2 separate regions of the Homo sapiens genome follow, and region 2 is linked to region 1. Evidence: read pairs that join two places in POLR2A ChIA-PET (ENCODE). Cell type or tissue: OCI-LY7. All regions are shown on one strand. Each heading gives the region's core, and the rest is flanking DNA. Links, peaks and the distances in the headings are about the cores only. Region 1 has its middle 14 kb from the start of SAMD9L. Region 2 holds the start of LOC112268009 (a long non-coding RNA gene).

What was found. Peaks named below come from ENCODE experiments on the same cell type or tissue, not always from the same donor. Only the 100,000 strongest peaks of a DNase experiment are listed, where the experiment ranks them.
Region 2: POLR2A ChIA-PET joins it to region 1 with 11 read pairs; 2 of 35 experiments call an interaction of 5 or more read pairs at or near these places.

What each region holds. Positions count from the first base shown.
Region 1 is chr7:93,154,519-93,171,123 of GRCh38, reverse strand. No RefSeq gene overlaps it. Among named protein-coding and RNA genes, the nearest start is that of SAMD9L, 14 kb to the right of the region's middle. RefSeq lists an enhancer at 5,366-5,435. In OCI-LY7, for the core only: no CTCF peak of the experiment used is centred there; a DNase peak (open chromatin) is centred at 5,503; H3K4me3 peaks cover 377 bases.
Region 2 is chr7:92,656,591-92,673,195 of GRCh38, reverse strand. It overlaps CDK6 (cyclin dependent kinase 6), which reads left to right. Exons shown (of 8, transcript NM_001145306.2): 5 at 1,661-1,770. LOC112268009 (a long non-coding RNA gene) reads left to right here and starts at 10,526. Exons shown (of 2, transcript XR_002956577.2): 1 at 10,526-16,605. In OCI-LY7, for the core only: no CTCF peak of the experiment used is centred there; no DNase peak of the experiment used is centred there.

The sequences.
Region 1 (16,605 bases), core at 3,275-11,274:
GCAAGCATGGAGGCCCTCCTAAGACTGAAACTTTCTCAGTCTCATGAGTTCACATAGCCTCCAAAAATGCATCTGAGGAAGAAAAATAGCTCAGAGCAGTCTGAGGAATGTGAGGTATGCAGAACTTATCAGGTCCAGAGAGACATGGGTATGAGACTTTAGTTAGGTGCCATCCAAAACACTTTAGTTAGGTGCCATACACAACCCCACCATCACCACCACACCCATGCCCAGTGGCAATTGTTTAAAGCATTTTGTTAGATGGCTGAATAGGAACAGCTCCAGTCTGCAGCTCCCAGTGAGATGGACGCAGAAGGTGGGTGATTTCTGCGCTTCCAATTGAGGTACCTGATTCATCTCACTGGGACTGGTTGGACAGTGGGTGCAGCCCACAGAGGAGGAGCCGAAGCAGGGTGGGGCATCATCTCACCTGAGAAGTGCAAGGGGTTGGGGAATTCTCTCCCCTACCCAAGGGAAGTCATGAGGGACTGTGCCTAAGGAACGGTGCACTCCAGCAGAGATACAGCGTTTTTCCCACAGTCTTCGCAACTCACAGACCGGGAGATTATCTCTGGTGCCTACACCACCAGGGCCCTGGGTTTCGAGCACAAAACTGGGCAGCTGTTCAGGCAGACACCAAGCTAGCTGCAGGAGTTTTTTTTTCCATACCCCAGTGGCAGCTGGAATGCCGGCAAGACAGAACCATTCACTCCCCTAGAAAGAGGGCTGAAGCCAGGGAACCAAGTTGTCCAGCTTGGCAGGTCCCACCACCATGGAGCCCAGCAAGCTAAAATCTACTGGTTTGAAATTCTCGCTGCCAGCACAACAGTCTGAGGTCAACCTGGGACGCTCAGGCTTCATTGGGGGAAGGGTACACACCACTGCTGAGGCTTGAGTAGGCAGTTTTACCCTCACAGGGTACACAAAGCTGCTGGGAAGTTCAAACTGGGCAGAGCCCACCACAGCTCAGCAAGGCCTCTGTGGACAGACTGCCTCTCTAGATTCCTCCTCTCTGGTTAGAGCATCTCTGAAAAAAAGGCAACAGCCCCAGTCAGGGACTTATAGATAAAACCCCAATCTTCCAGGGACAGTGCATCTCAGGGAAGGGGCAGCTGTGGGCATAGCTTCAACAGACTTAAACGACCCTGCCTGATGGCTCTGAAGAGAGCAGCGGATCTCCCAGCACAGTTTTCGAGCCCTGCTAAGGGTCACATTGCCTCCTCCAGTGGGTACCTGACCCCCGTGTATCCTGACTGGGAGATATCTCCCAGTAGGGGCCGACACATCACGTACAGGAGAGCTCTGGGTGGCATCTGGCAGGTTCCTCTCTGTGATGAATCTTCCAGAGGAAAGAACAGGCAGCAATCTTTGCTGTTCTGCAGCCTCCACTGGTGCTACCCAGGCAAACAGGGTCTGGAGTGGACTTCCAGGAAACTCCAACAGACCTGCAGCAGAGGGGCCTGACTGTTAGAAGGAAAACTAACAAGTAGAAAGGAATAGCATGTCCACTCAGAGACACCATCCGAAGGTCACCAACATCAAAGACCAATGGTAGATAAATCCATGAAGATGGGGAGAAACCAGCATAAAAATGCTGGAAATTCGAAAAACAAGAACACTTCTCCTCCAAAGGATCACAACTCCTTGACAGCAAGGGAAGAAAACTGGAAGGAGAATGAGTTTGATGAATTGACAGAAGTAGGCTTCAGCAGGTGGATAATAACAAATTCCTCTGAGCTAAAGGAGCATGCAAGGAACCTAAGAACCTTGAAAAAGGTTAGTTGAATTGCTGACTAGAATAACCAGTTTACAAAAGAACATAAATGACCTGATGGAGCTGAAAAACACAGCACAAGAACTTCATGAAGCATACACAAGTGTCAATAGCCAAATCAAGCAAGCAGAAGAAAGGATACCAGAGATTGAAGATCAACTTAATGAAATAAAGCATGAAGACAATATTAGAGAAAAAAGAATGGAAAGAAACAAGCAAAGCCTCCAAGAAATATGGAACTATGTGAAAAGACCAAATCTATGTTTGATTGGTGTACCAGAAAGTGACGATGAGAATGGAACCAAGTTGGAAAACACTCTGCAGGATATTATCCAGGAGAAATTCCCCAACCTAGCAAGACAGGCCAACATTCAAATGCAGGAAATACAGAGAACACCACAAAGATACTCCTTGAGAAGAGCAACTCCAAGACACATAATCGTCAGATTCACCAAGGTTGAAATGAAGGAAAAAATGTTAAGGACAGCCAGAGAGAAAGGTTGGGTTACCCACAAAAGGAAGCCCATCAAACTAACAGCGAATCCGTCTGCAGAAACCCTACAAGTCAGAAGAGAATGGGGGCCAATATTCAACATTCTTAAAGAAAGAATTTTCAACCCAGAATTTCATATCCAGCCAAACTAAGCTTCATAAGTGAAGGAGAAATAAAATCCTTTACAGACAAGCAAATGCTTAGAGATATTGTCACCACTAGACCTACCTTACAAGAGCTCCTGAAGGAAGCACTAAACATGGAAAGGAACAACTGGTACCAGCCACTGCAAAAACATACCAAATTGTAAAGACCATCAACACTATGAAGAAACTGCATCAATTAACGGGCAAAATAACCAACTAGCATCATTGCTAGTTGAATTGACAGGATCAAATTCACACATAACAATATTAACCTTAAATGTAAATTGGCTAAATGCTCCAATTAAAAGACACAGACTGGCAAATTGGATAAATAGTCAAGACCCATCAGTGTGCTGTGTTCAGGAGACCCATCTCATGTGCAGAGACACACACAGGCTCAAAATAAAGGGATGGAGGAAGATCTACCAAGCAAATGGAAAACAAAAAAAAGCAGGGGTTGCAATCCTAATCTCTGATAAAACAGACTTAAACCAACAAGGATCAAAAGAGACAAAGAAGGCCATTACATAATGGTAAAGTGATCAATTCAACAAGAGTTAACTATCCTATATATATATGCACTCAATACAGGAGCACCAAGATTCATAAAGCAAGTCCTTAGAGACCTACAAAGAGACTTAGACTCCCACACAATAATAATGGGAGACTTTAACACCCTACTGTCAACATTAGACAGATCAACGAGACAGAAAGTTAACAACGATATCCAGGATTTGAACTCAGCTCTGCACCAAGTGGACCTAATAGACATCTACAGAACTCACCATCCCAAATCAATAGAATATACATTCTTCTCAGCACCTCATCGCAATTATTCTAAATTTGACCACATAATTGGAAGTAAAACACTCCTCAGCAAATGCAAAAGAACGGAAATCATAACAGTCTCTCAGACCACAGTGCAATCAAATTAGAAATCAGGATTAAGAAACTCACTCAAAACCACACAACTACATGGAAACTGAACAACCTGCTCCTGAAAGATTACTGGATAAATGACAAAATTAAGGCAGAAATAAAGATGTTCTTTGAAATCGATGAGAACAAAGACACAACGTACTAGAATCTCTGGGACACATTTAAAGCAGAGTATAGCAGGAAATTTATAGCACTAAATGTCCACAAGAGAAAGCAGGGAAGATCTAAAATCGACACCCTAACATCAAAATTGAAAGAACTAGAGGAGCAAGAGCAAACAAATTCAAAAGCTAGCAGAAGACAAGAAATAACTGAGATCGGAGCAAAACTGAAGGAGATAGAGACATGAAACACCCTTCAAAAAATCAATGAATCCAGGAGCTAGTTTTTTAAAAAGATCAACAAATTAGATAGACCGCTAGCCAGGCTAATAAAGAAGAAAAGAGAAAAGAATCAAATAGATGCAATAAAAAATGATACAGGGGATATTACCACTGATCCCACAGAAATACAAACTACCATCAGAGAATACTATAAACACCTCTATGCAAATAAACTAGAAAATCTAGAAGAAATGGATAAATTCCTGGACACATACACCCTCCCACGTCTAAACCAGGAAGAAGTCGAAACCCTGAACAGACCAATAACAATTTCTGAAATTGAGGCAGTAATTAATAGCCTACCAACCAAAAAAAAGTCCAGGACCAGACGAATTCACAGCTGAATTCTACCAGAGATACAAAGAGGAGCTGGTACCATTCTTTCTGAAACTATTCCCAACATTAGAAAAAGAGGGAATCCTCCCTAACCTATTTTATGAGGCCAGCACCATCCTGATTCCAAAACACAACAAAAAAAAGAAAATTTCAGGCCAATATCCCTGATGAATATCCATGCAAAAATCCTCAATAAAATACCGACAAACCGAATCCAGCAGCACATCAAAAAGCTTATCCACCACTATCAAGTCGGCTTCATAACTGGGATGCAAGGCTGGTTCAACATATGCAAATCAATAAATGTAATCCATCACATAAACAGAAGCAATGACAAAAACCACATGATTATCTTAATAGATGCAGAAAAAGCCTTTAACAAATTCAACAGCCTCCATGCTTAAAACTCTCAATAAACTAGGTATTGATGAAACATATCTCAAAATAAGTTACCACAAGTTGCACAATGTGACCTTCAGCCATTATCTTCATGGTCCTGGAATGTGTGATACAAAGAACAATGTATAGCCAACCACTAATCAATGTTTTTTTTCTGTAAACCAATGAGAATTCCTGATGAGCAACTTTGTATAATCCCATTCCTGTCCCCCCTCTTCACCTTTAGAAACCTGCTTGTAACAAAGGCCAAATGGGGAGCTCATATCCAAATTTACTGAGGTCTGAGTTTTCTGGGCAACTGTTCTTACCTTGGCTTAAGTAAACTCTTTAAAATTATACTTTGTTCCTCAGCTTCTTCCTTTAGGTCAGCATGTCAAAATTACCATTTAAGTGTCATTATCAGTTTATTGCTCCTATGGATTCTGGTCCAGGTAAGCTGATCTCAGCTATGATTCTCTGTATTTGCTGGTGTCTCCAGATTTCAGGATGACAGTTTATTTTCTGACCTCAATTTTCTGAAGGTTTCAAGAAAAGCAATTGATTTTTCATTTTGTTCAAGATTTTTTTTGTAAAGATGGAAGTGACTATTTCCAAGCCCTCTATGTGTCAGAGATGAAAGCAGAAGTCGAATTTATTTTTTTATTTTATTATTTATTTTCTTTTCTGCTCCCATACTACAAGGAGAATTTATTTTTTAAAAAACAAAACTTAGCATCTAAAATTCCTTCTATGCCATATATTTATGTAATTGTAACCAAAACTTAGACATATTAAAATTTTAATGAGTTTTTTGAACATTTAACAATTCATGAATTACAAGCAGTTTAGCACTTTAGAAAGAGGGTGTGAGGGCAAAACTTTTATAAGGTGCTCATGGAAGCAAGACAAAGAAAATATTTGATTCATTAAAGTGGAAAGTCCCTAGTTAAGGGTTAGTTGGCAGTATCTGATCAGTTAAGCTAAAAGTTTCATTTTGCTATTTACGATGAGTTGGGTTTCAGTTTGCTTATATAGTTGGAAGTTTCTGATTGGTTAAGCTAAAAGTTTCATTTCACTATTTACAATGAGTTGGGTTTCAGTTTGCTTATGTAGGACCTAAGGCCTAAACCCATCTCAGCCTAATGGCCTCTCATTAATTTTGTAACACAAGTTTTTAAATCCAAAATACCTATGTTACACATATATATATATTATGTGTATATATGTACATACAATTTATTTATCTTTCCTTCAACTGTTGGATTTGAACTTTTTCTTGCTCTTCATTAGAACAATAAATATTCTTTTTTATGAACTTGTGTCAGTTTCTTTATGGCATAAACCTAGAAACTGAAAATCTAGATTAGAGACGTGAGTATCAACTTCTCTAGATACTAATTACTTTAACAACTTGTATTTCCAACAAGAATCTGAGAATTCTGTTTAACCTACTTTTTATAATACTTTTCCTACATAATGAATGTGAAATATTACCTTTTTGTAATTTTGACAAGTATTCCCCTTATTACTAGTGAGGTCGAGATATTTTCTTATATTTATTGGCCATTCAGGTTCTCTCCTCTATAAATTGATTTTTTACATATTTTAACCATTTTTCTATCAGGCTGTCATTTTGTATTGATTTGTAGGAACTCTTTCTATGCTGAATATTAATTCTTTGTTGATTTTATAATCCTGTGTTGATTACGTAACTTACTTTTTCTCCCTTATATGGTATCTTCTGATACAAAAAGTTTTTTTAATGTATAAAAATGTATTGGTATTTTCCTTTATGGTTTGTATTTTTGTGTCTTGTGGCAAAATTATTTTTCAATTCTCATGTTTTAAATGTTTTCTTCTGAAATTTTTTCCATTTCATATTTAGGTTTTTAATTCAACTAAATTGTTTTGTCAATTTCACCATGTAATTCAGTTTTCACTTCATATATTTCAAGGCTATGTTGTTACACACTCACAAATTCATTATTATTATATTCTCTTGGTAGAATGTTTTTTATCCCTATCAAAGTTTTCAGTCTTACATTTTATTTTATTTTAATATTGATATATCCTTTGTCTGGTTATTATTTGCCTAGTATATTTTTCAATACTTTCTTTCAAATCTCTGTGTAGTTTTTGTTTTAGTCGGATCTTTTATAAACAACATATAGTCAACATGATAGACTGTACTTCAATAAGTGAATTCAACTTATTTACATTCACTGTGATAACTATATATTCTTTTTCCTTTGTAATTCATGTTTTCTGTTTACCATCTTTCTTCCCCATTTCTTTTTTATTTCTGTTCCTCCCTTCTGGTAGATTAATAAAGTTTTCTACATTTTTTTTTATCTCCTACTCTCATGGAAACCCTAGACTATATTTTTCTTCCCTTAGTTGGCATCCTATATTTTTAATACATATATAGTTTTATTTTAAAATCTGGAATTAATCCACATCTTTATAGTCCTCCTAGAACACTACAATGCTTTAACATCCCTTCATCAAAGCACACACATTCAACCCTTTAATCAATTTGTGTGCCTCCATTTTTCTTAATGTTGTGTGTGACTCCAATTTTTCAAGTCATTTGTCATCCCTCTAAGTCTACTTCTCTTCCTATTAAAGTACATCAAGTAATCAGTTCTCATTGAAAATCAATTAGTGGTAAATTCTAAAGAAATGTGTATGTCTGAAATGTCTTAATTTTGACCTTGGAATTGTGGTTTACCTGAGTGTAAGTTTCTAGGCTGATGAATATTTTCTCTCAAAATATTGAATATATTACTTCCTTGTCTTTTTTCATCAGTTGTTTCTGATGAAAGTTCTGTACTCAGTCTTGTATAGATAATTTGGGAATTTTTTCCTTTGAGAGTTTGAAATTTTTCCTTTTTATACTAAATGTTTTTCAGTTGCATTATGCTATGTCCAGCTATGGATTTATTTTTATTTTATTTGTAATTTTTAAAATCTCCAGGATAAAAGTTCATGTCTCTCTTCAATTCTGGGAAATAGCAGAAGTAACATATGTTACTTTGCCATTATTTTCCTTCTTCACTTTTTCTGAAACAACAATCAGACATTTGTTGAAGTCTCTCAAACTCTTCACCATATATTTTAATTGTCCTTTCACATATTTTTATTTCTTTTTTCTCTGTGCTTCATTTGGGTAAATTCCTCAGAAACATCTTTCAATACACAAATTTTATTTTTTTTTAACCATAACTGGAATTTAGCAAACCTATTGAATATACACATATATGCATAAAATACATATAAGATGTATGAATGTGTATATCATATATAAAGTACATATATAACATTATGCATATATTATATATAATACATATGTAATGTAGACACACAATTTATATATATAATTTCCAAGATTTTCAATTAACTTTTTCTTATCTATCTTTAATTTCAACTTTTTAAAATAATTTCTTGTTCTGTTTTTATTAATATCCCTACATTTATTTCTTTGACAATCCTAAACATGCTTATTAAAATGTAAATTTATTTTTATTTGGAATGAATTCATAGTTAATTTTGTCTGTCCTTTTTGATCTTAGCTGCTTTGTGTGTTTTTGAATTTTGTTTGTGAACTCTTAAGTGGATTCTCTGTCTTTTTTTTTTTTTTTTTTCAATCTCTCTTTCTTTCTTTGCCTGTTTACCAGTCCCAATTTGGCAGATTTGCAGTTGCCTCCACCTGGCATCCAAGATGTTCATTGTGATGATATTGAAGTCATCACTGATGGAGTCTCTGGTGTGTTGGTTCAGTTCCTGGTTGGTTCCCGATTGTGGTATGATGTCAGTGTTCTCACGACTTCCTGAAGAAGCCCAACTTCACATAAAGACTGATGGCATCCCTACCTACTGTGCTGTGGCTGTCCAGTGATTACCTTGTGGCCTGTTGTCTCTGTACGGATAATTCTCTATGTTGCCTTTGTGATCCCTCCAAGCTCCCTGATGAGCATGGTCCTGAAGTGTAACAGCAATGCCTTCCTTGCTCTTAGTGGGCAGTATAAGCCCATCACACAGTACCATTTCTTGTTTACCAAGTCACCTCTTGGTACTGGTATGGTGGGACTCTTGGCCAACTCACTTCCATGACTGTTGAAATCATTATTTGTGGTTTCTAAAGGACTTTTTTACACATAGCCTTGTCTTATATGATCTTAATAGGATTCCTGTCATCCTCATCTGAATAGATGGAGAAAATGAGAAAAAGAGCAGTTAAATGTCTTGGCCAAGATCACAAGACTAGTATTTATATTGACGAGTCAGGACTTTCCAGTCCTTCTCATAGGGAAAGGAGGCAGGGAAATTTTGGGCAGAAGAGAGTGGGTCCCCAGTGAGGACCCCACCCTCAAGCCTGGAACTGTGGCCCAAAGTAAGAACTTGCATTCCTGTTTTCCCCCTCAAATGTTGCCTTTTCCAAAACTACCCATGGCCTGCTCTGCCCCCATCCTGTGCCCATAAAAACCCCAGGCTCAGCCAGCAGGAGGAAGAGAAGCAACTGGACAACAGAAATTACAGTGGGATGTCAGAGAGAAGTGGCTTGACTTCAGAAGGACAGCTTGATGGCATAGCTTCAGAGAGGAGTCTGGCTGGGGATGGCTAGACTTCAAGGGAAGATTACCTTCCCGCTCTGTCCACTTTTCAGCTTCCTTTCCCTCTGAAAGCCACTTTCATTGGTAATAAAATCCCCTGCATTTACTATCTTCAAGTCGTTTGTGCCACCTCATTCCTCTTGGATGCTGGACAAGAACTCGAATGTGGATGCAAAAGGCTGTCACACTGACCCTCCACTGAGCTGTTAACACTTAAGCCATCCGTGGATGGCAAAGCTAAAAGGGCACAGTAACACTTCCTTTGGGGCTTTTGGACACCCTCCCCTAGATGCTGCTGTGGGGCTAGTATGGAGTTTGCTCTTGCTGGTGCCCAAAAGTGCTCACCCTGGCTCCAGCACCTGCTCACCTGCTCTCCCCCTCCCATAAGGGGTGAAGCAGCTAGTGAGTGGAGTTTGCCCTTGACAGTACCTGTGTACTCTAGTTCCCGCCAGCAAGGGAGTCAGGGAGATATCTTGCTTCACTTCCAGGATAATAAATCTTTCTTTATCTTGAAATGGATCTGATGCATTTTTGTGTGGAATGCCATATCAGTAAATCACACATTCTGTAATCACTCAGATGGTATGAGCTCTGGAGGTACTCAAGGCAGGGAAGACAAACACATATGCAGAGAGAGTATCAATTGTAGTAAGGATAAATTAGTCGAGGGTGGAAGAGGTCTGATATAATCAACCTACAGTTAAGTGCCTGGCTGTTATCACTGAAAGACGGTGTCATATGCAGGCTCAGCTCTGGTCTATGCTATGCAGGTGGGCCAATAAACAGTGGCAGTGGCAGGGCCAATAAGCCAATTTTGTGAGACAGAGTCCCTGATATTGGGCACATAAATAATCTCCAAATCTATTATCATGGCCATCCATTCCAAGGCTCATTGTGCAGACACTGCAGTAGCTAAAGAGAGAAGCTGTTAACATCTGTGTGATGAGTTTCTCTTTGTGGTTGTCTGGTGTCTTCTCTTCAGTAGATGCTCTCCGGTGCACATAACGTAAGACAAAAGGATCCACAAAGTGTGTAATCACTTCCAAAGGTCCATTCATATGCCTCTTCCCCAGACTTACTTGTTTCCAATATTACATTTTGCTCCCTCCATGCCTCCTCTGCTCAAGGTTTTATTTATATCCATACTTCAGATTATTTCCCCCTCCAAAAAATCATGACCAACTGCACTGCTTGTAGCTCTGCCTGCTGGAGGGCTTGCCCTTCACCATTTGTTGTCAGGGTATCTGATGAGTGTGACTGTGATATGGCAACTGTCCATTTTTTTGTTAGCACCAACATATCGAACTGACCTATCTGTGAACCAAGCCTTTAGTTTCTACTTCTCTCAGTTAGTCATGAGGAATTCCTATTACACCACAAATCTAATTTGAAGGAGAGGCAATAGTAAAACTGAGATAAGTGATGTGGAGTTCTGTGTCACCTCTTTATGTATTACTTGTGACCCCTGGACCTGCTCAGATATGATCTGAATGTGTCATTCCACCATTTGACAGATGGCTGTTGCATTTGCTTGACATCATGGCTCCTATGATCTGATAATATCCAACTCATGTTGGAAAACTCTAGTCACATAATCACTTGTGTTAGTTTGTTCTCACACTGCTAATAAAGACATACCAGAGACTGGGTAATTTATAAAGGAAAGAGGTTTAATTGACTCAAAGTTCAGCATGGCAGAGGAGACCTCAGAAAACTTACAATCATGGTGGGAGGGGGAGCAAATACATCCTTCTTCTCATGGTGGCAGGAAGGTGACATGCTGAACAAAAGGGGGAAAAGCCCCTCATAAAACCATCAGTTCTCATGAGAACTCACTCACTATCACAAGAACAGCATGAGGGTAACTGCCCCCATGATTAAATTACCTTCCACCAGGTCCCTCCCACAACACATGGGGATTATGAGAACTACAATCCAAGATGAGATTTGGGTGGGGACACAGCCAAACTATATCATTTGTTATCTCATAGTCAGGCACTCCGTCTCTTTTACAGCTCTTTTTTAAACATCAACTTGTTTTCTGCACAAAAGTCCTGCCAGTACTCCAGAATCCTGGAGAATCTGCAATGTATTTCTCATATTAGGCCTTCCAAGGGACTCTGAACAGCATTTTAATCCACAATAAATACTTTGAGCATTATGGGATCTGCTGGGCCACATGGCCTGAATAGAAGAGCAGCTGACATCATGTTTTGAATTTTCTACAAACCTCTTTATTTTTCTGGACTCCACAGACCATAAGATCCCTAAAAACTTCATTGCTGTGATAAATTCCCAGACTCGTTTGGTATATCTTCTAACCCTTTCGCATGTGTTTATCTTACTAAAGAATTCCGAGTACTTGCCACTTCCTGTCCTCTAGTCCAATTAGCATGATGTCATCAACATAGAGGACAGATAGGATGTTCAGTGGAATATCAACATGATTAAGGTCCTTGCAGACTATATTAACAGACTTAAGGTAGCCATGGATTGCCTGTATGAATATAGACTGCTCTCCTTCCAATGTAGATGCAAACTGTTTTTGATTGTTATTACTGATAGAGATTAAAATAAGTCCATTAACTACATCAATAGCTACACAATTAAGTGATAGCATTGATCTATTGCAGTGAAGACACCAAATCTGGCAGAGCATCTGTGATTGGGACTACCACTTGGTTAAGTATATGGTAGCCCACTGCCAATATGCTTGATTCATCTACTTTTGTTGGGGGAATACAGATGATTTGAACAGAGATTTATTAAAAGGATCATTACTTATTGCTTCTTTAACTTTTTGATAGTAATTCTCATTTCTGAAATTCTCAGGATGAAGCATTGCATCTGATTTACTGTCTTGACAGGAGGATATGGGGGCAATTCAGGAACTTCTACTTGGCCCTTTCTACTGTAATGGCTCTCATTCTGTATGTCATGGAATCAGTGTGAGAGTTGGCAAGCTGATAAGAATTTCACAATTACGTACTCGAGGACTAGAGAAATAACCATTGTGAGTTTGAAAATGCATTGGACCCACTTATGAGATAGACTTGTGTTAGAATTCTATTAATCTTCTTACTCTAAGCACCCCACTACTCTAACCAGAGGACTACAATGGTGTTTTAGATCTTAGGCATCAGAGTCAGCTTGTAACCTATATATAACAGCCTTCAAAAGGTATAGGTAATCCTGTACTTTTGCAGACTGAGGCAAATAAGTGCATGTCCCTGTGGGGAAAGATTGGGAAATTATTTCTTATATTTACTTGCTGTGACATTGCAGAGGCCTTCCTCAAGAGAAAGCTCTCTTCAATCAATGGACTCTAGATCTATAAACTGGTTGAGATCTTCAAAACTGACTGCAGTATCATAATTTTCTAATATGTTGGCTGAAATCTGCTCTCCAGCTCTTTGTCTTTTTGATTATGCAAGTTTGGCTATACTTGTCATACTGTTTTGGCTGCCTGTGCATCTTATTCCTAGAAACGAACTGTGACCTCTTAAACATAACCACAGACCCCGGTCACCATTCTGGTCTTGCTGCTCACTATTATTGTTTCCATCTTGCTTCTTTATTTAAGTGCTTCCCTTGGGAAATTGCATTTCCAGAATACATTCTCTAATGCAAATATCCATTTGTATGGAGCCCAGTTCTTGCGTGTATCTCCTACTCTCTTTTTTATTTTATCATTTCTAATGTTTTTAGAGATGTGGTCTTGCTATGTTGTCCAGGATTATCTCAAACTCTTGGCCTCAAGCAATCCTCTTGCCTCAGCCTCCCAAAGTGCTGGGATTACAGGCATGAGCTATTGCATCCAGCCATACCTCCTACTCTCAACCCTGGCCCTCAGCAGATAGCCAGCACTGAGCTTGTCAAAAAGTCCAGGATCCTCTGCATCAGTACATTCCGTATAGCCTTAAAGAAAGGAGTGCCCTCTTATCCTTAAAATAAGGAGTGTTTTATTTCTGGGAAAAATATGGAAATAGTGGGTTATCTGGGATCATGTAATAAATTTATTCTAAATTACTCTCTTTCCTGAGCTCTGTGACATTCTTCCAAGGCAGTTCCAGCATTTATTTTATTTTAAGATATTATATCTGGGCCAGGATATTAAATCCAGAGTCATGAAAAAGTGTCCACTTAGAAATAAATTTCCCCATTCATATATTCTGCCCATTTTCACATCACTATCCACTATTACATATGTTACCCTGGTTTCTGATGGTAAATATAAGACAAGTCTTGCACTTTGTGGGGTATGTTTTCTCAAGCTCTATTTTCCTGCTGAATCTATCCTGAAAGCTGGCCCCAGTTATTGGTCTGCAGGCAACGAGAGAAGATTGAGGCAAATCTCACAAAAAAAATAAGTATTGTCTTGTTCCAAGTGAAATCTCTACCAGTTCTCTTTGCAAGGAGAGGCCACTATCCTCTGATATGGGAAGAAGCTTATTCTACCAGCCCATAGGATTCAAGGCAGTACAGGTATTCCAGATTCAGACCTTCCTACTCATATATCTCCATCCCAGGTTCTAGGGCTCCACTGTTTTCCTATCACAGCCCTGAATGACATCAAATACTTACAGAGGTGTTACACTCATATAAAGTTGACTATGTAGCTCTTCTACCATTAAAATTAGATTCTGTGCCTGATTTTCAGTACAGTCTTGTCCAGGAGCTTCAGAATTTTTTTTTTTTTAATTTTAAAATACTACCATGTAGGACTTCTGATTTCGGAGACAGTCTTGAGTTTATAGTTAGCTAATATAAACCTGTCATTTGATTTTTCAAGGCTGCTATAATCCAGTCCAATTTAGAATTCTTACACTGCTTTTTTAACACCATCTAAGTGCTGAAACTACAGCATAAGCCAATGTTTCACTTTCCTTCTGTGCCTCATGCTGATTGCATGTCAGGAATTTTCACCACCAAATTTACCATCACTACTATAGTCCTTACCACTTCCTGACCAGTTCCAGAATCCCATGCTGTGAATTTGCTTTCTGGGCCCATTTTGGTGCCAACTGTATTAGCCTCAGTTTCCTCCCCACCCCATCCCTACACTCCAGGAAACAGAGCTTGTATGCCGATAGTTTATTTTGGATTTGAGCCCAAGGAAAAGTAGTGGGGCCCTGGGGAAAGTGAAACAGGGAGGGGTGGAAAACCAATACAAGAAATGTGTTATTGCTCTGGGCTCAATCTTGCCAGGACCTACTGAGGAGGTGGACAGAATGCAACTAAGAATTTTTCTGAGCTGTGAAAAGGAGAAAAATTTTCCACCAGCTTCTGTCCTCTATTAGTCAACTGTTGGTTACCCCTGTGACTTTTTATGCTCCTCACATTTCCCAGATGCTCATACATGAATACCACAGGGTTCCAGCAGTTGTCACCTATCGTTCCTGGTGCCCAAGAAGCCTGGAACATAAAGTGAGATGTACGCAGTCACTGAAGTAAGGTACTGTCAGGTCATATTTGCACAAAACTTGTTGTCACAGCAATGTTTATGATAAAAGATAGACAAAAAGAAGGTAAAGTGGGGCATAAAATGTCTTTGATACATATAATGTGCATACTGAGAAATGTTTTTTCATACCTGGTCCTTCATCTGAATATTCAATGTCTTTCTGACTGTGGTTTATATTAGTTGCTGATTTCTGCCACACACAACCCGTATTTCCAACATGGTCCCAAGACAACAAATTTTACTGGAAGCTCTAGGTAATCTATACTTTTGTTTACTCAGCTAGCTAATGACATATTTTTAAAATATTACGGTGGCTCACACCTGTAATCCCAGCACTTTGGGAGGCTGAGGTGGGCAGATCACCTGAGGTCAGCACCACACCAGCCTGGCCAACATGGTAAAACCCCGTCTTTACTAAAAATACAAAAATTAGCCAGGCCTGGTGGCACACACCTGTAATCCCAGCTACTCAGGAGGCTGAGGCAAGAGAATCTCTTGAACCTGGGAAGCAGAGGTTGCTGTGAGTCCAGATCATACCATTGCACTCCAGCCTGGGCAAGAGAGTGAGACTCTGTCTCAAAAAGTAAAATAAAATAATACAATTTCCTAGTGTTACTGTATTATTTGGTGTGAGTTTGGTCCATGATAATATCAAACTTAAAGATATTCTGTCTAAACTTCCCTCTTCCCAGAAGTCATCAGCATATTTACTTTCCTATATTTTCCCATATTTTAAGAAGTTTCATTGTATAAGCCTCAATTTCTTCGGCGTCACTTTTTCCTCCTTTCTCTTCTTGCTTTTACTATGCCAGAAAAGTAAGTATATTGAGCCAGAAAACTTTAAGACATTAAGAAGTTAATTTTCACAGATTCCAATTTCACTTAAGAGAATCTATGCTTTTTAGGAGTCTTTGAATTGCAAATAGACATCTGTAGAAGAAATGGCTAATTGTCTCCCAGTTTCTGTTCTCCTGTGATATACAGCCATAAAATATTTAGCTGCACTGCTATATGTAACTGTGTGACTCCCAAATTTTTTGTGTCAATTTGAGTGGGCCATACAGTGTCCACATTAAACATTGTCTCTAGGTGTGTCTGTGATGGTATTTTAGCATCCAGAACTGGTGGACTAAATAAAGTTGATTGCCCTCCCCAAAAGGGTTGGATATCATCCAGCCTGTTGAGATAATGAATAGAACTAAAAGGAGCAGAAAGAGGAATTCACACCTTTTTTCCTTCCTCACTGTGGGTCTCTGGTTCTCAGGCCTTCAGACTTGCACTGAATTACACCACTAGCTTTCCTGGGTCTCCAGCTTACAGACAGCAGACTGTGGGAATTCTCGGCCTTCATAATCACATGAGCCAATATAATAAATCTCCTTATAGATAGATAATAGATAGAAAAAATATATATCTAAGATTTCATATATAGATATATACAATGTAGCTATAGATACAGATATAGATACATCCTATTGGTTCTGTTTCTCTGGAGAACCTGAAGTAATATAGATTTTGGTACTGAGAGTGGTTCTAGAGGAGTAGAATTTTAAGGATAAGTTTTCTGAATTGGTTCTTGGGTTTTAGGACTGAATTGTGTGAAAATGGAAGGGAAGTTTGGAAAAGAAAGAGGAAAAGTCATTCATTTTATTCTAGACATTCTTGCCCTGGTTGTACACTAGAACTACTCAAGGAGCTTTTAAAGATTATTGATGCTTGGCCCTATCCCTAGAGATAATTGATTGTCCAATAGAGTTCCTGAGCATCTGCTTTTTTGAGAGCTCCCCAGAGGTCAATGCACACTGTGGTTTAAGAATCCCTGCTCTATTGTGGGGGAAAAAATGAGATTATAGAGGTAAAGATTAAGAATCACTGCTCTATTGTGGGAAAAAATGAGTTTGAGGATCTTGAGAATGGAGCATGTGAGAAAACCCACCTGATGGCTTCCCTTTTGTCCATTATATAGGAAGACATTTCATCACATGAGAGTGATGGAGGTCAAAATTGACAGGGGATGCGCAGTTGAGAATCTCCGAAATATGCTTTTTGAGAGAGAAAGACAAAGCTAAATAAAACCTA
Region 2 (16,605 bases), core at 4,071-12,070, 500 kb after region 1:
GAGGTCAGTTGGCTTGAATGTCCAAGATGGCTCATTCGCAGGCTTTCAGCTGAGAGCTCAACTGGGGCTGTCAACCAGGGCATCTTCATGGGCTTCTCACAGCATGACAGCTGGGTTCCAAGAGGTAGCATCTCAAGAGAAAAGGCCTAGGCTCAGGCTTCTTATGACCTAACATTGGTAGTCTCAGACATTACGTCTACCATATTCTGTAGGTCAAGTAAGTCACTAAGGCCAACTCAGATTCAATGGAAGATGAATAAAATCCATCCCTTGATACGAGCAACAGTGTGTGCAAATAAGGAGAGAAGGAAATTGATGGCAGCCGCCATTTATTGAGACTTGCTACTGCAATCTTAGCACACCAAGTAATATAGCATCAAAATATATAAAGCAGAATTTTAGAAAATTTAGATAGACATCCATAATAATACAACTAGACAAAACAATAAGGATAAAAGGGATCTGAATAATATAAAATTCTGACGTAATAGATTTATATTCTGAATTCCTTATCTGACAATAAAGAATGCACCTCCCAGGGTATCCATAGACTATCTGCCCCTTCCCCCACAAAAGGAATCACTTGAACCCCCCCTATGTACTCAAATCTGCAGCCTTAACATGATATGCTTTCTTCAGCCCTCAACCTGGCAGGAAAAATTGTTGTGTTTGTTTCATCTATTACTATACGCTGCTCTGTATTAAATGAGTTTCTTGTCTTTTTGGAATCCCTTCCTCTGCTTGGCTTTTTCACACATCATATGAACAATTGGGTTACACATTCTCTCTTAAGTTCTTCCCCACTTTTTACTTGTTTTCTGAAAAGAGCATCATGGAGAGGGGTTTTACTTTGATTCCCCAAGCTGTCACGGTAAGAGCAGTTTTGACATGTCCTGGGTGTTGTGTAGACTTCAGGGACACCATCCAGCAGCCCTGGCACCATCTTCATATATGTGTGTGTGTGTGTGTGTGTGTGTGTGTGTGTGTGTGTGTGTGTGTGTGTGTATGTGTCTGTGTGTGTGTGTGTGTATGTGTATATATATATATATATATATATATATGTACAGCTTTTGGGGTACAAGTGGTTTTGGGTTACATGGATGAATTGTATAGTGATGAAGTCTGAGATTTTAGTGCCCCCATCACCCAGGTAGTGTACATTTTACCCAGTATGTAGTTTTTTCTCCTTCACCCCTTTCTCTACCCTCCCCCTTTCTGAGTCTCCAAAGTCCATTACACCACTCTGTATGCCATCATCTTCTAATCTGCCAATAATGCTGGCCTGGGGATTGAGCTGTAATTGTTGCCATCACCTGTTTTCCATGTATTATTTTTTAAAGGCCCTTAAAGGGGGGGAGAAAAAAAACGGTTTCTAAGTTTAAAAAAAATTTTTTTGGTCTTTGCTTTCTGAAACTCATGTTATTATGCCATCCTAGTTAGACATAGAGTTGGAGGTGGGAACCCAGTTTGTGGGGATGATGTAATTTCCTGGCCTGTCAGTGATGAGTCCTATTTACCTATTGCTTCTAGCGCAGTGTCCTTATATGATTTATAGGAGTTCTTTCTGAACTACATCTTGTCATTAAACCACCAGGTTTAGTCAGGAGTCTAAGCCAACAGCCACCTTCTCAGTAACACTTGGATCCGCTTGCCATTGCAGGTCGTCACGCTGTGGTACAGAGCACCCGAAGTCTTGCTCCAGTCCAGCTACGCCACCCCCGTGGATCTCTGGAGTGTTGGCTGCATATTTGCAGAAATGTTTCGTAGAAAGTAAGAAATACATTTTGTTTCACTCTGCTTTCCTTGAAAAGAGACTGTGGATCTTTGTGAATTTGAGTGGCAGCATGGCATTTCTATCATTAGGGGTCATGATGGCCAGATCCATCTACCCCAGGCTACCACTTGCAAGCCTGTCCTGAAACCGCCTTCTCAGTGCTTACAGTGTTGTTTTATATGACTGTAGCTTGCAGCTTCTGGAAACTCTGCCTGGGAAGGAATACCCCACTGTTCTTATAAGTTACATTGTTTTACTGGTGATGATAGGACATGGTGAAAATAACACATATTTTCGCATTTTTTTAGTGAAGAAATATCTCAAAGTGGACTTTATCCATAGGAGGAGAACCAAGGCTGTTAAGTGTATGAAAACTTTTTTGATGGAATTTTGATAGTGAGAATAGTTGAAAAAAACAATATTTAGGCTGAAAAAGAATAGGCAGTGGGGATGTCAGTGCTACTTCAGAGCACTTTAAATGCTGCCGTGTACAGGAGAGATTAGATATATTCAGGTACTATAGAGGACAGAAACAAGACCAAGGATACAGAAATTACAAAAAGAAAGATTTTTGTTAAAAGGGGTAGAAATCTAATGATTAGACAGTTATCTGAAGAGTGGATTGGGGTTTGTGAGAATAGTGAGTTTTCATTGTGTGTCTAAGAAGAGGCTGGACCTCCACACATTGGTGATGTTTCAGTAGCATTTATAGGGTTGGTGCGTAGGCTAGATGCCCTCTAAGTTCCCTCTAAGAGAGCATGTGATTCGTTTGTTTGATTTTCAGGTCACAAGAAATAGCCAAATAATATAATAAAGATCTGCCAGGAAAATAATCCATATCTGGGTACTAAGTTCAGCCTAGTCTAAATTAAACAGAGAACCTAATCATAATCTAATCTTTTTTTTCTTTTCTATTTTTATTTCCATGGGAAAAGGTAAGTTAGGAAACAGTATATTCCCATTGTATCTTTAAAATGTAGCTCCATGGTAGCTCACAAGGAAAAGAAGTGGTCAGCCATTGCTTGCTTGTTGTTTGGTTGGTTTTAACCAAACAAAGTTTTGTGCATGTAACAAATTTTTGGAACTGTTGCTAGTACTCAGCAAATTCATCTGTGGCTCATAGGATAGGAGATCATCACAAGGAGATCAGAGTAAACAGATGTTTAATGCAGCCATACCATGTGCCAAGTATAGTGTCAAACCTCTTCTTTTATGCTACCTTTCTTAGTCCTACCAATAAGAACAAACTGAGATGGAGTGGTACATTTATTTGTCTAACATTAGGCAGCTAAGAAGTAGCAGGGGTATGAGTCCAAAGGAAGCTTGCAAGTTCTATTCTGGTGTTGCTTTTTTCCCAAGGAGCGGGGAGAAAAAGTAATACTGAAATCAGCTGCAGTGTTTGCCAAACAGGCTAAATTAGTGATTTTGAAAGTATGGTCCCTGAACCAGGAACCTCAGCATCACCAGGCACCTTGCTGGAAATGCAAATTCTCAGGCCCCACCCCAGACCTATTGGTTCAGAAGTTCTTGGGCTGGGAGCCAGCAACCTGTGTTTCAACAAGTCCTCCGATCCTAATACAGCCTCCAGGATAAGAACCCCTGGGTTGGATGACAGTATGACCAGGGATGGGCAGTCTTTAAAAGTCTGGCTCCCAGGCCTCTCCCTTGAGATTCTGATTCATTACTGGGCTGGGGCCAGGAATTCTTATTTTTAAAAGTACCTTCAGCGATTCTTTTCATCCAACAAGTGTAGAAGACATTGGGTTAAAGGCTTATGGTTAGAACCAAGAATAATTTACTGTCAATAGAGCAGAGTAGGAGTTAAGACAGTCATTCTACTTCATCGCAGGAATAACTCGGTACAGCCAAGAGTTGATTACAGAAATGCTTATTGGAATTATCTTTATGTGTCTAGAATAGTCTCAACTGTAAAGACAGAGTCCTTCAACAATTACAGACTTGAATACTAGTCATGATTGATGCTAAAAGTCAATTTTTTTAAGATGTTAAAAGAAAGATAAAATTTTATATATGTAGAATTAAGTATTCACTACTAAGGAATTTGCTGTATAGGCAATCTCCATTTGTGGAACAAATTTTATTTTAAAATGTTAAAAGCATTTTCCACTGAAGTGATAAGTGGTCACTGGATTCCAAGCCTAGCTTGCAGAATCCTCTACGACCTGGAACATATACAAAACACCCATTGTGCTAATTCATCAAAATTTTTTCTTCTGTGGGAAAATTCATTCTATGTTCCAATCCAAGACTAGAGGAATACTTATCTCTCCATCTCAGCATTGGGACTGAGAAGTAGGACTCAAATATTGGAGGCTCAGGGGAGGGTTCCTTTGATGATAGTGGCAGCAGTCTGCTTCAGTTTGCTGGAAAAGTGAGACATTGGGTAGAGATCCTTTGGCACTTCAAATGTGCACATAAGAAAGTACCCTTTCTCCAGAAGCCTTGCACAAAAATAGTAATTTGAGAAATAATTGCTTGAAGGAGGAAGCAGTATCAGAAACCAGGTTCATATGCCTTTAAGGCTGAAAGGAGAGTGAATCAAGGCCAATCATACCATCCCTCCTAGGGTGGCTACCCTGTGTCCTTGGTATTTCCTATGATACCCCCCAGATATCCATGTGTCATGCTTCTTACTTATGCCAGATGAGTTCTGGGGTCCATCACCAGCTTGACCTGGTTCTGACTTGACTCCTGATTCAGTATTGACCCAGTTGAGACTTCACAAGCCATAGGCTCTTAAAGCAGACTCATTCATTGCTTTAGGCTAATCCTAAATCAGGGAATCCTAGCATCTTTTATTTTTTGTAGAGATGGGGGTCTCACTGTGCTGCCCTGGTTGTCTTGAACTTCTAAACTCTGGGTACCCACTTGATGCTAAGGCAGTAGTTACCAAATTTTGTCCTTTCTTTATCACCTTCATTGTTTTTGCCATATTCTTATGAGACTGGTACTATTATTTACGTAGGTTTTTTTTACTACTCTCTGTCAGTTTACTTTTTTATTTAGCCTCATCCTAAACAAAAGTACAGTCATGTGTTGCTTAACGACAGGGTTATGTTCTGAGAAATGCATTGTTAGACAGTTTTGTCATTTTGCGAACATTGTCGAATGTACTTACATAAATCTAGATGGTGTAGCCTACTACACACCTAGGTTATATGGTATAGCTTATTGCTCTTAGGCTGCCAATCTGTATGACATATTATCATACTGACTACCATAGGCAATTGTAACACAATGGTAAGTATTTGTGTATCTAAACATAGAAAAGATACAGTAGAAATATGGTATAAAAAATAAAAAATGATTTACCTATATAGAATGCTTATCATGAATAAGGCTTGCAGGACTGGAAGTTGCTCTGGGTGAGTCAGTGAGTGAGTGGTGAGTGAATTGAAGGCCTAGGATGTTACTGTACACTGCTGTAGACTTTATAAACACTGTACACTTAGGCTACACTAAATTTATCTAAAAATATTTTTCTTTCTTCAATAATAACAACCTTGGCTTACTGTAACATTTTTACTTCATAAACTTTTTAAATTTTTTGGCCGGGTGCAGTGGCTCACGCCTGTAATGCCAGCACTTTGGGAGGCTGAAGCAGGTGGATTGCTTGAGCTCTGGAGTTCGAGACCAGCCTGGGTAACATGGCGAAACCCTGTCTCTACAAAAAAGACAAAAATTAACCAGACATGGTGGTGTGTGCCTGTAGTTCCAGTTACTTGGAAGACTGAGTTGGGAGGATCACTGGAGCCCAAGAGAGGCAGAGGTTGCAGTGAGCCAAGATCACACCACTGCACTCCAGCCTGGGCAACAGAAGGAGGCCCTGTCTCAAAAAAAAAAAAAAACTTTTTAAATTTTTTAACTTTTTGATTCTTTTGTAATGACACATCTTAAAACACAAGCAAGCCAGATGCAGTGGCTCACTGTAACCCAACACTTTGGGAAACCAGGGCAGGAGGATCACTTGAGTTTAGAAGTTCAAGACCAACCAGGGCAACATAGTGAGACCCCCATCTCTGCAAAAAATAAAAAATTAGCTGAACATGGTAGCACACATCTGTAGTACTAGCTACTCCGGAGGCTGAAGTGGGAGGATCACTGGAGCCCAGGAGTTCAAGATGACAGTGAGCTAGGATCATGCCACTACACCCTAGCCTAGATAACCTTGTGTCTAAAAAAAATAAATAAATAAACACAAAAACATTATACATCTATACAAAATCTTTTCTTTATATCCTCATTCTATAAGCTTTTTTATTTTTAAATTTTTTATTTTTTTACTTTTTAAACTTTTTTGTTAAAAACTAAGAAACACACAGATTAGCCCAGACCTACACAGAATCAGGATGGTCAATATCACTGTCTTGCCTGTCCACTTCTTGTCCCACTAGGAGGGCTTCAGGGGCAATAACATGCATGGAACTGTCATCCCCTGTGATAACAATGCCTTCTTCTAGGATACCTCGTGAAGGGCCTGGCTGAGACTGTTGTACAGTTAACTTCTTTTTATAAGTAGTAGTACACTCTAAAATAATGATAAAAGTATAATATAGTAAATACATAAACCAGCAACAGAGTCTTGTATTAGCAAATATTATGTACTGTATATAATTATATGTGCTATACTTTAATATGACTGGCAGCGCAATAGGTTTGTTTACACCAGCATCACCACAGACATGTGAAGTGAGTAATGCACTGCACTACAATAACGTTAAGATGGCTAGGAGATAGGAATCATTCAGCTTCATTATAATCTTTTAGGACCACCCTCACATATGTGGTTCATTCATTGTTGACCAAAACGTTATTATGAGGGTCATGGCTGTGTATAAAAATCAGAGATTTGACCGGTTATTTATTTGTCTGATACACATTAGAATAAATATATAACCACTAAAACTATTCAGAAAGTTCATGCATGTTTATCCCCTAAATCATCTCACATGTCACCAACAGTAATATGTCACATGTTGGAAACCCTATAACAAGTGTTCCATTCAGTCCACAATTAACTTATGGAGTGACTGTTGTATGCCAGGCCCACTTCTAGAGGGGTGACTTAAATCCTAGTAGAGAAAAAATCCATTGCCTGCACAATTAGTTAATTAACCAGAGGTGGGATAAATGCTGTGAAGAAGTGTAGAGTACTGTGAGTGGGTATAATGACAAGTCTGTTTTTGGAGAGGGAAGATTTCTCAGTGGAAGGCCAGCAGTTGGGATTAACCTTCTTTAGAGGTCGCATCCTAGTTGTTTATTTAAAATCTTTGAGGAATAGTCATTTATGTGTCAGCGAGGCTCACCATCCTCCATAACCTAGGGAGAAGAAAAGAAGCAAAGGGAGTTACCATTTGTCATGTGACAGGCCCATGCCTTGGCAGTTGGGGGTTGGGGGCACCTTCATGTGCATTATCTGCTTAAACCCCTATTCTGAAGACTTCTTTCCAGAGCTTACAGATAATGAACTAGACCTTCCACAAGGAGGGTGAATAACTTGCCCATGGGCATACAACAATCAAATGACAGAGCCAAGACCCCATGTCTGCCTGACTCGATCGCCTTTGATTTTTCTACTCTGCTGGGTTTCTGCCATTGCTGTTGTTTGACCTACTAGGCCATATTTTTTTCTGTAATGATTTGTGTATTACTGTGATGTAGCAGCAATGATATTTTAGAGTGGTCAAGAAGCAAATCACACATGTATTTAATAGCTTTGATTTAGAATCTGTCCTGTATTGGAAAGGTTGGCCAATTCTCTGTCATATTATTAAGAGGTGCATGTCTTTTGTTCAAAAATGAAATACCTAGGAAATATAAACTCAGTAAAGAGAGTCATAGGGCAGATGGTTGACAAAGAGCCAGAGAGTTTAAATATCATCTGTCACTGTTATCTGGGTTTAATAACTGCCCACACTGGCCCACAGAAGTATTCTACAAAATGGGTAAGAGCTACATTTTTTTATCTTTCTCCTTTAATTCTTCATCCAGAGTAACCCATCCTTACTCCACATTGAATTGTATTTTAATACTAAAAAAAAATTGTTATAAATTTGGTTAGTGGCCAACTAGTCAGCTTAAAGGATGAGATTGGATGGATGGATGGATGGATGGATGGATGGATGGATGGATGATTGGATGGTTGTGATAGATTGATTTTTAACTATACAGCAAAATAAATTCACAGTATTAACTCCCCAGGTATCTATTGGTTGCCTTGTAATCCTAGTTAGAACTGTCTGTAGTTTGAAAGTTATGGGGTTTTCCAGGTTACAGCAAAGTCACATAAAATGCACATTTAGAAAATAAAACATGCGGCCAGGCGTGGTGACTCACACCTGTAATCCCAGCACTTTGGGAGCCCAAGGTGGGTGGATCACGAGGTCAGGAGATCAAGACCATCCTGGCTAATACAGTGAAAACCCGTCTCTATTAAAAATACAAAAAATTAGCTGAGCGTGGTGGCATGCTCCTGTAGTCCCACCTACTCGGGAGGCTGAGGCAGGAGAATCGCTTGAACCCAGGAGGTGGAGGTTGCAGTGAGCTGAGATCGTGCCACTGCACTCCAGCCTGGGTGACAGAGTGAGACTCAGTCTCAAAAAAAAAAAAAGGAAGAAAAAAGAAAATAAAACATGTTTCTTTGAATACGAAGATTGTGGCAAGCAGATAGTAATTCTTAGAAGTTCTGAGTTGCCAGCTCTGCCAATCCATAGCTAAGAAATGCCAAATGCCACCAGGAAGAATATAACAAATAGAGTCACTGTTAGAAGGAAACAAACAAGGCTTCCTGATTTGTCATATATTGCCTCTTGTCTGGTGGCCTCTCTAGGCTTGTCGTCATTGATTTCTATGAATTAAACACCAGTAGCTGAGAAACTGACAGTGAAACTGTCCTTTGTGGGTCAGTGGTCAGTGAGCAAATGTCTTTAAAATGTCACTGACTACCTTGCCAATTTTCCCATTGGTTACTGTGTTGGTGCCTCCCCATAGTTGAGCACCCTCCCTAGTGACATCCAGGAAATGAGGTCCTTCACAAGCTGACCTGAACACCAGGGTGCCAGAAGGCACGCCCTAGCCTGTGAGAAGAAACCCATCATTTCAGGTTAGGTCGAAACACGTGCATGGAAACCAGGGCACTTTAGACTTTCAGATTTCTTACCTTTTGTTGGATATTTTCCTAGACTCTGTTTTTGTTTTTTTTTTCTTCCTTTAAAGAACCAGCCAAATGGGAAGATCTCTTTTTTTTTATTTTATTTTTTTGAGGCAGAGTCTCGCTCTGTCACCCAGGCTGGAGTGCAGTGGCACGATCTTGGCTCACTGCAAGTTCCGCCTCCCGGGTTCACACCATTCTCCTGCCTCAGCCTCCTGAGTAGCTGGGACTACAGGCGCCTGCCCCCGTGCCCGGCTAATTTTTTGTATTTTTAGTAGAGACGGGGTTTCACCGTGGTCTTGATCTCCTGACCTCCTGATCCGCCCGCCTCGGCCTCCCAAAGTGTTGGGATTACAGGCGTGAGCCACCGTGCCTGGCTGGGAAGATCTCTTTAAAAAGCATTTTTATGAGTGAGGAAATATCCAAGATGGTACCCAGGAAAAGGTCCAATTTTGGTTGAGTAATGCAAACAAGGTAGTTCTAAGTAAGAACAAATTAATACTTTGGTAATGTTATTAATATTGATTTTTTAAATTCTTTTTTTTTTTTGGAGACAGAGTCTCGCTCTGTTGCCCAGGCTGGAGTGCAGTGGTGCAATCTCGGCTCACTGCAACCTCCGCCTCCTGGGTTCAAGCAATTCTCCTGCCTCAGCCTCCTGAGTAGCTGGGACTACAGGCACATGCCGCCACGCCCAGCTAATTTTTTGTATTTTAGTAGATACGGGGTTTCGCTGTTGTTGCCTAGGCTGGTCTCGAAATCCTGAGCTCAGGAGTTCACCTTGGCCTCCCAAAGTACTAAGATTACAGGCATGAGGCACCGTGCCTGGCCTGATTTTTTAAATTCTTGATGTGTACTTTAACATGAATTTGAAAAATATATTTGTTTTCATGACATATATTGAGAAGCCACCACCAGACCTGGCCTTTCCCTGTGGCGGCATCTCTTGGTCCTCCACCTTCCCACTCCAGGGCACCTCCATTCTCATATCCTAGGTCTGCCTGTTCTGTGATCTTTACCACAAACCAGATTTTATCTGCTTAGTCTTCTTCTAACCATTCTATCACATATCATATACCACTCTACCATTCTTTCTTCCCTCTTACTTCCCAAGCCATTGCTTCCCTCTTACTAACAACTGCTGGTTTATTACTTCTTCCCATGTTCCCATCCCTGTTCTTAGCCCCCAATACCTCCCCTCGCTGACTCTCTACTTCTGTTACTCCTTTCAAATCTGACTCTTGGAATCCTTGTCACATAGGAAGAAGTTCCTTTCTTCCCCAAACTTTTACTCACAATCTTCTTCAAGGTAACTAAAACCCGGCCTTTTTCTGTAGGTGCTCTATCCCCTCAAGAAGGGAATTGCAGTGTTTTTAGCTATCTGCTTCTTGGGGGCACAGTTCCGCCAAAGCCTCCCAACTTCTCTTTGCAATCCTCTTACACTCCTGTCTCCCCAGTCCTAATGGCATGACCTGGAGATTTTCAGGACCCATGATTTTCCAGCAAAGAGTCACTACAGAGTAAGAGTAAATGTTACTGACAGAAGTGTTTTGCAAATACGTGGAGACAGAGCAGTTTGAGGGTCTTGATTGACTCAGCAGCTGCATCACTCAGCTTGCACTCTCCCTGTCCCCCAGCCTATACACAAGCATTTAGTGACCCCCGTGAGAATTAATGTTTTCTTCTCCCTTCTCATGACATTGTACATTAGGGACTTCATCATCCAAATGTTCCACCACTGAAAAGAAAGCTCTACTTAGAGACAGAAATAAGAGCAACTAGAGCACACGTGCTTGTTTAACACTTGCATCTAGGCTTTTGGTGGGCATGTTTCCTCCCCTCCAGCTCCCCTCCTTTGGTCTGAGACCCACTTCCATGCTAGGATTCACTTCTCTTCCCATCCCCACGATCCTTAAGCCCCAACCTACTTCCACACCCCCAACCCAACATTCAGCCCCATCTCCAGTTAATTAAGATGAGTGAAGCCCTCGAAGTGAGTTCCTTTTCTCTTTCAGTTCAAAAATTTCTCTTTATCTTCACCTTCTCCTTCCTTCCCTCCAGTTTCTGAGAAGGATGCATTCTCCCTGCTTACAAGGCAAATCTCCCTCAACCCTTGCTCTTGTTCCTACCCTGCTTCTAGGTTCTCACTTCATCCATCATCCCTTTCTGACTTGCCTCGTAAGAGTCAAATCATGCCCTTGTCTCTCCATTCTGGAAAAGATTCTCATTCCCCTTTGTATTCCCCTAGTCTTTCTCCTTCCCTTCATGCCCAGACTTCTTGAAAGAATAGTGTCTCTACATGTAGCCTCCACTTCTTCTTCACTTGCTCATTTCTTCATCCCTTCCCATCATAAAAATAATAGATAACATTTATTGCACACTTACTGTGAGCCACGCTCTGTACAGTTGACCCTTGAACAACATAGGTTTGAACTACACAGGTCCACTTATATACAGATTATTTTCAGTAAAAGTTACAGCAAGTGTGCCTGACTCTCCTATCTCCCTTTCCACCACCTCCAGCTCTTCCAACTCTGCCACCCATGAGACAACAAGACTCACCCCTCTTCTTCCCCTTTACCCTCAGCCTATTCAATGTGAAGATGAGAAAGATGAAAACCCTTATGATGATCCACTTCCTCTTAATGAATAGTAAATATATTTTCTCATTCTCATGATTTTCTTAATAACATTTCCTTTCTCTGCTTACTTTATTATAAGAATACAGGGTATAATACATACAACATACCAAATATGTGTTAATCAGCTGTTTGCTATTGGTAAGGTTTCCAGTCAATACTCGGCCATTAGTAGTTAAGTCTTAGGGGAGTCAAAAGTTATACATGGACTTTTGACTGCACAGGGGGTCAGCACCTTTAACCCCCATGTTGTTCGAGGGTCAGCTATATTTGGTGCTTTAAAATACACAATTTCATTTTAATCTCAGAATAACTTTATAAGGGGCACTGTTGTCATCCCTATTTGACAGGTAAGAAAACTGAGGCCCAAGAAGAGGCTTTGAACCAGGATTATTTGACTTCAGAGTCCTCCTGACACTTAAGCTGCTATATTAGAGGTTGATGGTGACCTCCTCATCATTGCATCCAGGAGCCTCCTCTCCATTCTCATTTCATTTGATGTCTGCAGCATTTGAATCTTGTGGCCACTCACTCCGTGAAAGCCTCCCTGTCCTCACTGTTGGTAAAAAGCACACTTCTGGGTGCCTCTGCCCATATCCCCTTTGCTGGCTCTTCATCTCCCTTCTCCCAAACCTAGGTGTTTACAAAGAATTCTATCTAGATAAGATATAGATGACCCTCAGATGGGCTCCAGGGCCAAACTGCAGTTTCTTAATGGACTGACTCTTCCACCAACCACCTCACAGATACCCTTTCTTCACTGAACCCATCTAACCAGCTTCTCTTACCTTCCCTTTTTCTGTTAATGGAACCCTCATCCCGCAGCCCCCCAGCTGGGTCCTCAGAGTCACCCTGGAATCATCTTCATCCTTCTGTATCCAAGTCCTGTGGATTCTGTCTCCATGGGGCCCCTCCAATCTGGCCCATTTCCATCATGACCTGCATCTCATTAATTGAGGCTGCCTTTAACAGTCACCCAGTAACCTGCCAATCTGTCTCCCTGTTTCCTGCCCATTCATGTATTTATGATAAATTAATATTCTTATTATCACTGTTTTTCAAAATCTTGCTAAGACTGGTGTAGGATCCTTGGCTCTCAAGACCTTTTGAAAGAAGGCTCCAACTCTATTCTGGCCATTGCATATATTATTCTCCAAGATGTCACTATTAGTGAAAGAGACCTACCTTTTGGCCCCAAAACATGCCTCAAAGTTTTTCTCCTTAGAACCCTTGCTCTTCTCTTGTCCTGGGTGCCCAGCTGCCTCTGTCATCTTTCAAAGGTAAATCTAGAAGCTGCTTCTTTAACGAAGAGGCCTGAAGCACTGTACTGTGCTTACAGTAGCCCCATAGCATTGTGTCTGTACCTATGTCAGAGCACTTTCCTGAGCCACTATCTTTCCATGCACACAAGTTGTCCACCATAGGTGCAGCAATGATGTCATGCAGAGCACGGTGTTGTTTCTTAGGAACCAGACATCTAAGAATGGGTTCCAGCCCTACCCCTACCAGCTTTGCCACTGAAGGCAAACCATCAACCTCTGGAACTTAGCGTCTTTACCTATAAAATGGAGAGGCTGAAATACCACATCCATGGAATTCAAACTGTGCTTCAGAGTTCTTAGATTCCCTTCCTATGCATAGTCCAGAGATTTCTCGGCCCTTCTTGTTCCCACACTCAGCTTTAATCAGAGTATCTTGCTTTCATCTTTTTTCTATATTGGGCTTCTGAGATTTAAAAAGACCCTAAAACACTGGAATGGATGATGTCCAAGATTCACTCCAACTCTGATATTCTTTGAGAAAGCCATATCTTGGTCATTTCTGAAACTCTTACTATGTCTAATATGACTAATGTTAATATGGAAGTATAAAATGTGAGTATTGTCTTTCCTGTACTCCCCTCCAAACTCCCAAAGATATCCCCCTGGATATACTTCCACTTCTTCCTTATTATGAATTCAAAAGTGTGTGTGTGTGTGGTGTGTGTGTGTGTGTGTGTGTGTGTGTCATGCCTACTTCTCTACCCTGCTATTCCTTTTTCTGAACATTTGCATTGCCATGTGGAATATCTATAAAAGTATAAACCAGCTCTGTCTGGGAGAAATGTAATGAGAGCCACAAATGTATTTTTGAATTTTCTAGTAGCTGCATTTTAAGAGGTAGAAAGAAACAAGTCGAATTACTTTTAATAATATATTTTTTTTACCACAGTACATCCAAAATGTTATCATTTCAACATGTAATGAATATAAATATATGGATGAATGAGATATTTTTACATTCTTTCTTTTTACTAACTGTTCAAACTCCAATGTGTATTTTACACTTACAGCACATCTCAGTTCAGACTTTTTTCAGCACATTTCAAGTGCTCAGTAGCCACATGTACTGATTGGACAATGCAGGTCTAAGTCATCAAATAAAAGGATAAATTAAAGAAGAAACAGAGACAACTTGCCATTTATTGGGAAGAGGGGAGAAAATAAGTCAGTGCCCTTCTCATTGAAGTCTCATTCTTCTGTGTCCCACATTGTCTTCTTTTCTGGTTGTGTAGGGGCTATAGATGTTGGGGCCCTTGCATGTAAAACCAGCCAAGCTGATATTGATGCAGCTGCCTGGCCTTCTTCTCCTGAATTAATGGTGCTTGAGCTCAAACTTGCAAGTATAAAGTGTTTATCGACACTAGTGGATCATCCTCAATATGTCCTTACTTTAAAAAATGCTTGCACCTGGGGAGCCTCATTGTCTCTGTGATCTTTCACTCCACGTGACACTTTAAGAAACAAAAATTGCTGTACGAAGGATCAAAGTAGGAGATTTCCATGCCTGTTAGTTTTATTTAATTTTAAAAAAATTTAAACGAAAAAGTAAAATAACATAGTCTGGTTGTAAAAACACCTAATGTTAATACAGAAGTATAAAATGTGAACATTGTCTTTCCTGTACTTCTCCAAAACTCCCAAAGATAGTCCCCTCGATATACTTCCAGATCTTCCTTGTTACAAATGAGAGAGAGAGAGAGAGAGAGAGAGAAAGAGAGAGAGTTTATAAATGCTAAAATACATAGGTACACATGTACATATGTAAATTTTTCTCACAGAAATGGGCTTACCCGATACTCTTCTGTACATTGCTTATTCGCTTTATTTTATCATAATATGTCAGTACCTAGAGATTTAACTCATTTTTAAACAGATTAATAACTGTCAGTTCATTTATTTCATAATTTAATTTCTTCTTGATGGACATTTAGGGGTTTTTTGGTCAAAAAATACAAACAATATTTACTGCAAACAGTGTTGCAGTAAAATCTTTGTGCTTATTTTATGGAGCATTCGTCCAGGTATTTCTGTACAGTAAATTCCAGAAGTGAAATTACAGGGTCAAATGACATGCAAATTTTTTAAATTGTGCTAGCTAAACCAAATTACCCTGCAAAAAGTTTCAACTAAACTCTGTTTTTAGCTTGAGGTGGGAGGTAGGATTGAGATTCTCAAAGATGAAGAAAGGTTGTCAAGAGTAAAGCAAGAAAAGAACTCTTATGTAAGCCTTGCTACCTTTTCTACCACTACATTAAAACAATATCAAGTGGAGGTTGGCCATGGTGCCTTACATCTGTAATCCCAGCACTTTGGAAGGCCAAAACAGGAGAATCACTTGAGCTCAGGAGTTCGAGACCAGTCTGGGCAACATGGTGAGACCCTGTCTGTACGAAAAATAAAATTTAAAAAAATCATCTGGGCATAGTGATGTGCTCCTGTACTCCCAGCTACTCAGAGGCTGAAGCAGGAGGATCACTTGAGCCTGGGAGATGGAGACTGCAGTGAGCTATGATTACACGACTGCATTCCAGGCTAGGCAACAGAGTGAGACTGTGTCAAAAATATTAAGTGGAAAACATAAGTGAATATGGTAATTTTATAAAACTTTTGTTAAGTTTGGTTTGATGCATAAGAGACATCTTTCAACTGTAAAATTCACTGTGGGTTTCCTTTTTATCAGTTGGGTAGTGATAGGGAAGGAATCAACCTCATTTTGTCAGTTAAAAAAAAATTATCTCAGATCACATCCCAAGCAGTTTTTCAGACCAGTTTTTTTCCAGTGCACAGGCAGTTCAAAGATTATTCTACAGAATTTCAGAAGTGCCTAGGCTTGAAGAATAATGTATATTGAGTTATGATATTCCTTCCAGGCAGAATTTAGGTGCTTCATGTCATTTTTCCTTCTTAGTCACCAGTGCTCATGCATCATTACTTTGGATGCCTTCTAGGTCTACTCCTTGGAATAACTCTAGAAGCTTTTCCATCAGCTGCTTACAATAGGAAAATAATCAAACTAGTAGTTTCAAGTCTACCTGGTCATAAAGTCTCAGGTCTACCTGGTCACATCTTTCAGCCATTGAGTCAGATGAAAATATTCAGCTTGAGGTCCAGAAGCCACCCACTTTTGATTATAAAACACAGAGACAGTCACTATTTTATACATTGAAAGCCAATTCTTTTTTTTTTTAAGAGAAAAACATACACATTTATTTAATATGTTTTATGTGACATGGGAGCCTTCAGAAATGAAGACCCAAAGAAACAGAGACAACTGTGCATTTTTATGGACAGTCATGCAGAAGTGTGGCCGGAAGACCAAGGGTATGATCTAATGGTAATAAACTGGGGGAAACCTGGCAAGGCCTGCTTGTTCAGGTGCATTCTGTGTCCCCGGGTCTTCAGAGATAAGAATGCTCCTATCCTCCAGGTGTAGGGTGGGCACCTCTGGAATGAAAGTTTTATGGCCAACTCTAAAGGAAAATTGTGTCCTGGATGGAAAGTCAGTTCTTACCAGTCTAATCTTTAGTCAGTGGCAAACTTACCATCTCATTTTTCTCATGAGCAGGAGGTACTTCATAGCCCTACAAAATAAAAAGAACCACACCTGCACAAAATTATTCTAGCTGGGGCTTGGACCTCCAATCTGAGTTGAGTCTGGCCTTGGTAACTCCTTTAAAGTGTGGTGTAACATTTACATTTGTT